2 separate regions of the Mus musculus genome follow, and region 2 is linked to region 1. A link is a contact called in ENCODE Hi-C or POLR2A ChIA-PET data. All regions are on one chromosome and are shown on one strand. The core of a region is the stretch at or near the end of the contact, and the rest is flanking DNA. Distances in the headings are between cores, read along the strand shown.

The links. Hi-C counts contacts between places; a loop is a spot of excess contacts on that map. ChIA-PET counts read pairs that join two places held with the same protein, here RNA polymerase II (POLR2A).
Region 2: a loop to region 1 is called in a map of heart, with 3 times the contacts of the local background. The contact joins the enhancer-like site here to the promoter of Marcks in region 1. A Hi-C loop is called at or near these places in 3 of 37 maps with a recorded cell type or tissue (Patski, adrenal gland and heart). POLR2A ChIA-PET finds 5 or more read pairs at or near these places in 2 of 5 experiments (Patski and embryonic stem cell).

The regions. Positions count from the first base shown.
Region 1 is chr10:37,136,207-37,141,382 of GRCm38, reverse strand. Marcks (myristoylated alanine rich protein kinase C substrate) reads left to right here and starts at 2,457. Exons shown (of 2, transcript NM_008538.2): 1 at 2,457-2,949; 2 at 4,448-5,176. The coding sequence starts at 2,848. 5930403N24Rik (RIKEN cDNA 5930403N24 gene) reads right to left here and starts at 1,851. Exons shown (of 3, transcript NR_166104.1): 1 at 638-1,851.
Region 2 is chr10:37,615,855-37,621,030 of GRCm38, reverse strand. No RefSeq gene overlaps it. Among named protein-coding and RNA genes, the nearest start is that of Gm31330, 180 kb to the right of the region's middle. Within about 2 kb of position 3,175, at least 1 of the 3 ENCODE cell types and tissues checked has a DNase peak (open chromatin) inside an H3K27ac peak, as active enhancers do; it is heart, where a contact is called at or near this core.

The sequences.
Region 1 (5,176 bases), core at 1,208-3,707:
AGTCGGGGTGGGAGGGGAGGAAAGGGAGAGGGAGATTTCAGAGCTCCGCCCAAACCCGCCTCCCAACCCATTCTCCCGGGGACCGCCAGCTTTCCAACCACACTGGCAATGAGCTTTCTTATCCAAAGGAAATCACGTCTTCAGCTGCAAAGTAGGGACCGCGGGGGGGGGGGGGGGGGGACAGCCCGCGTGTTTACTCTCGTTGGCTCTCTCCCGCGCTGCTGCAGGGACGGATTGGCTCTCCCGCTCCCCTGACGCTCACGGGCTCCGCCCCGGAGCGGCCATCTGCTCCTCGTGGGTCCTGGGGTCTCCTCCTGACCCACTCCCTCCGCCCCTCCTCTCGCGCCCCTCCCCGCCCCCACTCCGCCGGGCTCCGCCCCTTCCCCCTCCCGGCGCCTGGGGCTCCGAATCTTCCCCGCGGTTGCCCCGGAGACGAGCCGATACCAGGCAAATAGGCATTGGAGAAAGAAAAGGGGGGAAAGCTGCACGACAGCCTGTTAACAAAGGAGCCACAAAAGCAGCCCCCGAATGTCTGGGAGAAAAAATCCGAAAGCGAACTAGCAATCATCCCAATTTAAAACCGGAGGGAGACGCAGAGGAAGGGGCAAGGTTCCCGTGGGGTGGGTGCACAGATTGCCTTTTGAGCCTTTGGGAATCTCCTGGATGGTGGTGTTGGACCAGCCCAGTTGACTTTTCAAGTTGGAACTGCTAATGAGGGATTCGTGTCCATCCTGGCGGCCGGGTTCTCGGGCCAGTCCAGCAGGCTTCCTTACGGGTGCTAACACGTTGGTTGGCAAGACGCGTTTCGACGAAATATTCCTTCCAGGCGCTCCGTGGAATATGACTTTGGGATTTAATAATGTATCTAAAGGTACTGGACAGGAGATGAAACTTCACGCAACGATGTTCTGCTCAGGGACTGTCAAACAGCACTTGAACAAAGGGTTATTGGCTTGAACCAACTGTCCTTTTCACTCAAAGTGTGACCTATTTCCCTACAATGAACAGAAAGTAACTGTTTGACAATTCCGAGCCAACACTAAGAGAAACGAGCCATTCCCTCGACTGCTTCTCGCCTCCATCGTTCACGTTGCAGTCATTAAATGCAAACGCCGAAAGATGTTTTGGATGTTTTCATGAGCGAGACTAGAGGAATATTTATTAAGTTGCATCCTCTATCCCCTCTCCCTTCCAGATACATTAAATCAACGCCTGGTCTTTCACACACTAAAAGCGTCTGGTACTTCGGTGGCAAGGGCTGTAGCGAACGAGAGAGATATCCTACACACCGCTGTAGAGCTTTGCCTTTAGCCTGGGTTAGACGTGGAGTCTCCAGGGATTTTCTTTCTGTCTCTCAACCTTGCAGGCGATTTCTTCTGAGACTAGGACTCGGTCTTTTAGGATTTCCTCGCTGTTGCCTCTCTTCCAGGAGCACACTTGATGCTGTGCACAGACAAGTTCAAAATGAGAGTCCCTCCGATGTTGGCAGCAGGCTAGGAAAACAACCCGTGTCGACGAGAGTAGCTGCCTCCCAACTGTAAATATGGATTCGTACACTCAAGGCTCGGTCTAGTTTTACCACAGAGGAAAATTAATGATGTCGTTTCTTACAGTGATAACATGCTAGCAAGTTTCGATCTTCTGAAAATGGTCCTCACAATGTTTTGTGGAAAAGTGATCGGTAATTGGAATAGTTGGAGAGACGCGATTTGAGGTGCTCCAAGGACCAATTTCAAAATATTTTATTTCACGCCTCTAGGAGAGAAAGGAACGAGCATGGCTTAGGCTGTTTGCTGTTTTTGCGTTTCCCACATCTGGCCTACAGACCTAATTCCAACTGGAGATCTTGCTAGATGAAATTCGATCTTCGTGGTTTAAATACCTTTCAGTGTGGGACGATTTAACAATTGCAGCAGTTTTTTTAAAAAAAGAAACACCCCCCCCCAAAAAAAAAAATCCTTGCGCACTATCTGTGAAACCCTTATGGAGTGCGGAGGGAAAAAATGCTGCTAGCACACAAATCCTACCCATTGTCTTTAACACTCGTATACACACTTATACACGTAAACACACGGGAAAGATGGGGGAGGGGAGAGAATGGCTAGAGACAGACGCGGATATAGACCGGCAAGAGTCAATGCGAGTCAAGTTAAAGCTTTCTCCGCCCCCATCCATAAGTACCCCCTCCCGCGTTAATTAATTCCAAACAAAGCAAGCCAATCAAGACATGCATTATTATTTTCAGGCCGAGGGAGACGAGAAGCACGTATTTTTTAATTGATTTATTTATTTGGAAGACATTAATTCTTGGTCTGAGGCTGATTTTCAAACCGTTTGCAAAGCGCGGCTCCATTGTTCGCCCGGAGCGCAGGCCCCGCCCCCTGCTTTGTGTGCGGCGCGCGGATTGGCCAGCGCGCGCGGGGGCCGCGTCAGCGCCCGCGAGCCCATTCATCTGTGCACTTGGGCGTTGGACCCCGCATCTTATTAGCAACCAGGGAGATTTCTCCATTTTCCTCTTGTCTACAGTGCGGCTACAAATCTGGGATTTTTTTTTATTACTTCTTTTTTTAAAAAAACTACACTTGGGCTCCTTTTTTGTGCTCGACTTTTCCACCTTTTTCCCTCCTTCCTGCGCTGCTGCTTTTTTGATCTCTTCGACTAAAAATTTTTTATCCGGAGTATTTAATCGGGTCTCTTCTGTCCTCCTCGCCACCCCCACCCCCTCCCTCCGGTGTGTGTGCCGCCGCCGCTGTTGCTGCTGCTGCTGCTCGCCCCGTCGTTACACCAACCGAAGGCTCTTTGTTTCCTCTCTTGGATCTGTTGAGTTTCTTTGTTGAAGAAGCCAGCATGGGTGCCCAGTTCTCCAAGACCGCAGCGAAGGGAGAAGCCACCGCCGAGAGGCCCGGGGAGGCGGCTGTGGCCTCGTCGCCTTCCAAAGCAAATGGGCAGGTAAATTCTACCTGTGGTTCTTGGCATTTCTTGGGTGTCTTTCTCTAATCTGGACGCCTCGTCTTCCCTCTGGTCGCGCCCGAGATGCATTCGAGGGAGGGGAGCCTAGCCAGATTCTAGTCTGAAAGTTGAATGGGTAATGATAGCCTAAATTGTCAATTTTTCATAGGAAGGGTACCCTCCACCCCCACCCCAAAGGAGTGGTTCCTAAGGATCCTGGCCAATTCTTGAGTAGACCGGAGGAAGAGTGATAAATCGTCTAAAATGGCGTGGTTTGGAGATTGGCTGAACGTGACTAGTTAGATGCACCCCCCCCCCAACGCCCCTCCAGGTTGCATTTGTATTTGGGGCCACAGTGGTGTTTGGGTGGCTCACGTATTTATTGTCGAGATTGGGTCGTCTTTGAGATTTCTGGTGTGGTTGTGTGTGTGCGCGCGCGTGTGTATGTGTGTGTAGGAAGGGGGGAGCCAACGCGGATGGCGGTGGAGAAAGGCAAGCTGAGAAGGCTTGTCTTATTGTATCCAGAGGCAGTATGCCTCGGGTTCTTGGAAAGGTGGCTGGTTAGAGCCGGACAGGCAGCTTTTCCAAGTGCCTTTGCGATGGCCCTTCCCCTCCCCCTTTGGTAGCTGTGTAATTACACACCCATATGACTTTTCAAATGGTATCCTGGTGTGGTGGGAATTCTCAGTGGGTTTTTGAAGACCCTTTCCTGCCTGCCAAGAAGGGAGCAGTTCTGGTGTTTTGGTCTGGACTGTTCGTGTGAGTGGCACCTTGGCCACCCTCGAGGATTGCCTCAGTGCTGCTGCGACCCAGGCAGAGAGCCATGGTTGGGTGGGCTCAAGAGGTCGGCCATGGGTGGCTGCTTTCCAAACAGCGAGCACCCACCACGCCTCTTTTCCTAGAGCCAAAAAAAAAAAAAAAAAAAAAAAAAAAAAAAAAGGCCTGCTCTAAACCTACCGGGGCAAGACGTGCTCTGTCAAGAGCCTTTAAACCCGTTAAAAATGCAAAAAGGAGCTGCCCGGGCGCACCCCAATTTGCAGAATGATGGGCGAAGGTGGGCGTGGAAGCGGAGGCCAGACTTCAGACATAATGGGTTTTCCCCAGCCCTGCTGGTTGCCGAGCCTCGGAGAGGCCGACCGGGGCAGCCACCTGAGCTTTGTTTGCGGACTCCCGGGCTGCGCGATCCCCAGCTCGGGGGCGCCTCGGCCTGCGGGCAGGGCCCGGCTAGGCAGGGTGGGGTGGCCCCGCCCCTGGGCGCCCTCCCGCCCGCGCCCCGCTGCGCTCCGCGCGGTGGAGGAGCAGCGCCCCCTGCCGGCGCCACCCGGGAACGCGCAGCCCCGGGAGCTCCCGTTGCTCGAGGCGGAGGGAAGGGAACCTGATGCAGGCCTCAGAATGTGGGCGACTTGTGTCCACTCCCCGGCCGCCGGGCACGGAAGCTTGCCCCGCGCGGGTCGGTCGCTCCGAGTGACGCCCCCGTCTTTTTCTTTCTGCCCCGCAGGAGAATGGCCACGTAAAAGTGAACGGGGACGCGTCTCCCGCCGCCGCCGAGCCGGGCGCCAAGGAGGAGCTGCAAGCCAACGGCAGCGCCCCGGCCGCCGACAAGGAGGAGCCCGCGAGCGGCAGTGCCGCGACCCCCGCCGCGGCCGAAAAGGATGAGGCTGCCGCGGCCACCGAGCCGGGCGCCGGCGCGGCCGACAAGGAGGCTGCGGAGGCCGAGCCCGCCGAGCCCAGCTCCCCGGCCGCCGAGGCCGAGGGCGCGTCCGCCTCCTCCACGTCGTCGCCCAAGGCGGAGGACGGGGCCGCGCCGTCGCCCAGCAGCGAGACCCCGAAAAAAAAAAAGAAGCGCTTTTCCTTCAAGAAGTCCTTCAAGCTGAGCGGCTTCTCCTTCAAGAAGAGCAAGAAGGAGTCGGGCGAGGGCGCTGAAGCAGAGGGAGCGACCGCGGAAGGCGCCAAGGACGAGGCTGCAGCCGCAGCGGGCGGCGAGGGGGCCGCGGCCCCCGGGGAGCAGGCAGGCGGGGCGGGCGCCGAGGGCGCGGCGGGCGGAGAGCCCCGGGAGGCCGAGGCGGCGGAGCCCGAGCAGCCGGAGCAGCCGGAGCAGCCCGCGGCGGAGGAGCCGCAGGCGGAGGAGCAGTCGGAGGCGGCGGGGGAGAAGGCGGAGGAGCCCGCGCCCGGCGCCACCGCGGGCGATGCGTCCTCCGCCGCAGGGCCTGAGCAGGAGGCGCCCGCT
Region 2 (5,176 bases), core at 1,926-4,425, 480 kb before region 1:
ATTGGTCACTTGGAAATGTTATAAAAAAAAAAAAAACCACTAATTTGTAAAATGAAAATGCACTACTAATTCATTTTAAAGTTTCAGAACTGACTTATGTGCATGGTCTCCATATAACAAGACCAGTGTCCTCGCTCTGTAGAGCTGATGAGAGGCTCTGCTTGTTTTATGGAACAAGTCCCAAGTGACACTGAAGACTGTGATCCTGTATCATCCAACAGTCCCAAGCACGTTCCCAAGACAGCTCAACTCTGTTTCCCTCTCAAGACCCCCATCAGCCTTCATTGTTATATTTTCTCCCATCTGGACCACCCTTCATCTTTCTCTATCATTGTTCAAAATCCTGACCATCCTTACACTTCAGTTTAAAGTCCATCCAGCTTTCCAGTCTGTATTGTACTCCTTCCTCTGGCTGCTTCCCTCCCCCTTTGATGTTCTGTGTTTCCATTGTCCACTTTAGATAACATGAAGAGCAGAGTCATTTGTGTTTACCATGGATGAGCTACTGTGCCAGACATTGGTGGAGCTTAAAGTGTCAAAAGTACTGGAAAGGATGAGATAAACTAAACTGTTCAAGCACTTAGAAAACAGCTTGTGTTCCATATGTGTAGGGCACAATAGCTCTGAAAGCATTGGGAAGAGTTAATTATTTGTGCCATTCATTGGAAAAGACACATGATGACCTCTGACAAATAGAATTGTTCTTTAACATTAAAGAATCACTTCAATAATCCTAAAGCTTTGTAAAGCCAGGAACTTTGCCACATAATTTTGTGGCTGTACTAGCTGCCTAGTACATATGACTTCACCCTAGTGAAGGTACAGAGATGAGAGTTGAGGGGTAGAAGAACTGGGTCTAAATACAAGTCATTTGCCAGCTGACCCCTCTGTACCTGAATTTCTTTATCAATGAAATGGGAGAAGGCATGTATTTATATCACAAGCTTTTGAGGACATTGAGTGAGACAATGCATATATTCACCTTGCACAGGATCTAGCACACAGTAGGAAGTTAGTGTTAACCCATGTTTGTATCCTCTAAAATACCGACAATGCAAGTGGCTGGCATCAGTCTAATGATTCTCGTGACTGCCTATCCAGATGGCCACTACAGGTTAACTTTGTTTTCCTGATGAACTTGTTATTAGTATCACCTTCTTTCTTTTTGATATAGTTGGTTTTTGTAAGTGATGTGACCACTATAGCTATGAAAACTGCTTTACAACTTCAAGGAGCAGAATGTACAAAGACAACATGAGTAGCCCCAGTCCAGTCCAGCACTGATACTTACTAGCCAGGTGACCTGGCCAGTCACTGAACCTGGCTGACTCGTAAGTCAGTCCATTTGGGCTGTTATAAACCATGAACAAGGTAGCTTGAAACCATCAGGTGTTTTATTTCTTATAATTCTAGAGTCTCAGAAGTCCAAATGGAACAAACTGCCAGATGTGTATGCTGGTGAAATTCTGTTTCCTACTTCAAAATGGTGCCTTCAAACTATATCCTAACATGGAAAAGGGTCTTCTTTATAAACATAGCATGGGGTCCTTCCCTCATTACCTAATCATTAGTCGGGACATCCACTTCCAATTATCCTCATATTAGAGGCTAGGAATACACACTTTCAGCCCATAGCAGTAAAGTTTGCTCAAAGATCAAATGGGATAATTGTTATTAGGAAATATGGGATTCCCTTTTGGATTCTTGGTGTCATTAATAAAATAATTTAAGAAGAGACTCAGAGAAAGTTCCAAGACAATTTCACTAGAGTTTGAGAGGAAAAAAACAGGCAAACTATAAACTTAACAGGTATTAATCTGAAGGAAATGAAGAGAAAGAGAGACATCTATGCATTTTGGTGTGAGTATTCAAGAAAGCAGCCATGTTCAGCAATGGAAGTCAGCAAAAGGCTATATGAAAGAAGCTGAGGAGGTTTTTGCAGAAAGATTGAGAAAGCCCGGAGTCCTAAAGGAAACATGCTGGAGGATTTGCTCATTCAGTACCTGAAAAATAGGATAAGGATACAGGAAAGAAAACCATGCACAGTGCCCATATTGGTAACTTCTTTGTGGCTGTGCTAAAACACCTTGACCAAGGCAGCTTATAGGAAGAAGGGCTAATTTCAGTTTATAATTTCAGGAGAGCCCATAGTGGCCTGGGAGTCATGGTGGTTGGCAGCAGGAAACTGAGAGATCAAATGTACAACCACAAACAGGAAGCAGAGAGAAGTAGAGTGAGGCTATAAACTCTCAGAGAGACCACCCTAGTGAAATGTTTTCTCCAGTAAGGCCGCACCACCTCCCAAAGAGCTCCACCCATTGGCCACTAAGTATTCAAATACTTGGTGGGGGTGGATCACATTTCTTATTTAAACCACCACAGTATGGAGTCAGAGATCTGAGTTCCCAGAGCACCTCACTTCAAACTGTTGTATTCCAGGATGAGAAATCATAACAGGGATATCTGGTTAGAAATAGAAATCGAGACAGCTTATTAACGATGAAGAAGCATTCCAGAGAATAGGAGTAGGCCAGTCAGCAGAGGCAGCATACCTATAACACGCAGGGCCATGGGGAGTATGGTCCTCTGTAGGGTGTTCACAGATACCTACCAAGTACCTGTTGCTTGAACTTCTGGTCAATCTGATATTCTGGTCTCCAACCACTACACTCTTCCCACACCATAATGCCAACTTCCTATGGCTGTTGAAGTAACTCCATGAATAAACAGGCCCTGGCACAGAAGACTGTATACAGATGTGCAAGCTCCTTACACTCTACCCAGCATGTGTGAAAAGAAGACAACCTCAATATGGACTTTTCTGAGGCGCTTCATATGCAGGGAGGGCCCTGCCACACTTGCCTTAAGGTCAGCTGCTGTGGGGCGAGGAGGTATAGAGCCTTCCTGAGGCTGTGTCCCAGAGCACTCAGGAGAGAGAGGGACCCTATGGCTCCTGATTACAGTTCTTAGCTGTAATCATCCAATTACACCCTTTTATGTTCTATTTTGCTGCATCTGAAAGGGCCCCTGAGGAGGGGGGTGAATCTGGATATCTAATAGCTACTTTAACCTGGAGGTAAGCTGCTAAAAATAGTCCCACTATCTGTGGGCGGGCTTCCAAGGAATGCTTGAGTGTAGAGCAGGGCAGCATTCTGCCAATCAACCTCTTGTCTCAATCACTTGGCCACACTGCTGTCAGATCCCAGCGCGTGGGTCTTATTTGTTCCAAGTGCCACAAAAGTACAGGACCTAGAAGGGAATAGAGGTAATTAAAGCAGAGTTGACGATGAATCCTGGATATCAGAGGGTACATTTAAGTCACGTTAAAAATCTAGAACTGACATTTCACACCGCTATCATACCATGACTCCAAAGAACTCTTTCCCAGTGAAAGAGATTATTTCTAGAGTCCCCTGCTCTTAAAAGGGGTTGTGTATTATTTTATCCCTTAAGTTGGAGATGCAGAGAAGCCTTTTCTCTCCTCATAAAAGTAGATAATCTGGTGAAAGCCTTTCTAGGAGAGAGATGGGTGCTCCTGGTGACACTGAAGCACACCAGCACAGAAGATGGCTCAGCTACTGCTGTGTTTCTTACAAAGGGCATAGACAAAGGTTGCTTGGGATGAATTTTCCTTGTCAGAAATTTTGAATCTGGCATTTTCCTTGAGTTTAAATGTTATATTAATAAACGGTGAATATAATTTAATGCCACTGGTATTTTCTAATTTAAATTGAAGTCAGTTATTAAAAGGTCAAGCATTACCAATGCTTCTTAGGGGAGAATATGACAGAAATGAAATTCAATGTATACTTCCTTCGAAAATTGGTACCTACCTTTAGTTAGCATCAAGGAAAAAAGGATTAAATTCTAAAGCAGAATTACTAATTTCCGTTGAACTTTTTTGGAATAGATGAAAATATAACTTTACTCAGCATTAAGATAGGAGCATGATTATTCATCTATTAGACATACAAATGAAGCATGTATGGTTTTTGTTTTTCTTAATCTAACTTAGCTATTAATTAAATATTAACTAGAGACATTTTGGAAAGATTTTTTTCCCCTGTTTTACTTTTGACAAAACAGATTGTGAACTTAATTAAGAGCATGCCTATGGAAGTAAATCTATAACAACTGTTTTGTCGTGGAGAAATAAATACCTTTACATGCAGTAGACAGCAGGATTTTGAAGAGGGAATTGATTACACTTGGACTTCAGTTTTGTTTCAAATTGTTTATTTCTCTAAAGATGGGGGTGGGATCCTGACAAAAATTTTTCAGTGGGATGTTAATGAATCATTTGTGGTCAGGTTCACAGACAAAAGCCCTTTATTGGCCTGAGTTGGGTCAGATTTCCAGACTTTCTTTACCCTCTCTCATCTGGGGAAGACAAAACAAGGCAGAGGAGGGGCTTTTCCAGGCCACAGCTCTGCAAGGTTTCTGACTAGGAGCCTGCAATCAAGAAAGCAGCTTCAAGGCTGGATCTGTTTCCTGGCTCACCAGGAATCTTGTGACACGCACATTCAATCTTTATTTGTTTAAGGCACACCATTCTTGGCTTGTTTAAATATCCTACCAGAGCAGAAAAGCAAGTCACCAGTTCTGGGCCTCAGAATTGGTCTGCTTCTGTAGTAGCTCTGACCTCAGGAGACATGTGACAGGCCAGGTCCTGGAGAATGATTGCTAAAGAGGGCCTTTCCTACTGACTATTAAATCTAAAGATACCTCAACTCTGTGTGTGTGTGTGTGTGTGTGTGTGTGTGTGTGTGCGCGCGCATGGGCACATACTTTATACAGAGTTGTCATGTTATTAAAGTAAAGTCCAACAAATGATTAAAGGTCAGATGTCAAACATTTGGCAGAGATCTTTATGTTCTTTTACATCAATTGTTCCCCCATAAACCTAAAATGTGACCACTCAAGTACATGTTGTTAAAGCAGGATATTGAGCTTAGCATATTGTGAAAGAATTGCAAAATAGCCTTGGTGAAATTCAGAAATTCTTTCACATATTTACTTCTTAAATAAGATGGAGCTTTTATTTTCATCCTTTCTAGGAATAATTCACTTAGCAATAATACAACTTTATATATACAAGAAGTGGCATACATTTATGTAACTACATAAAGTGGCATATATATATTTTCATGAAATTACTTTTAAAATATTTGAAGTA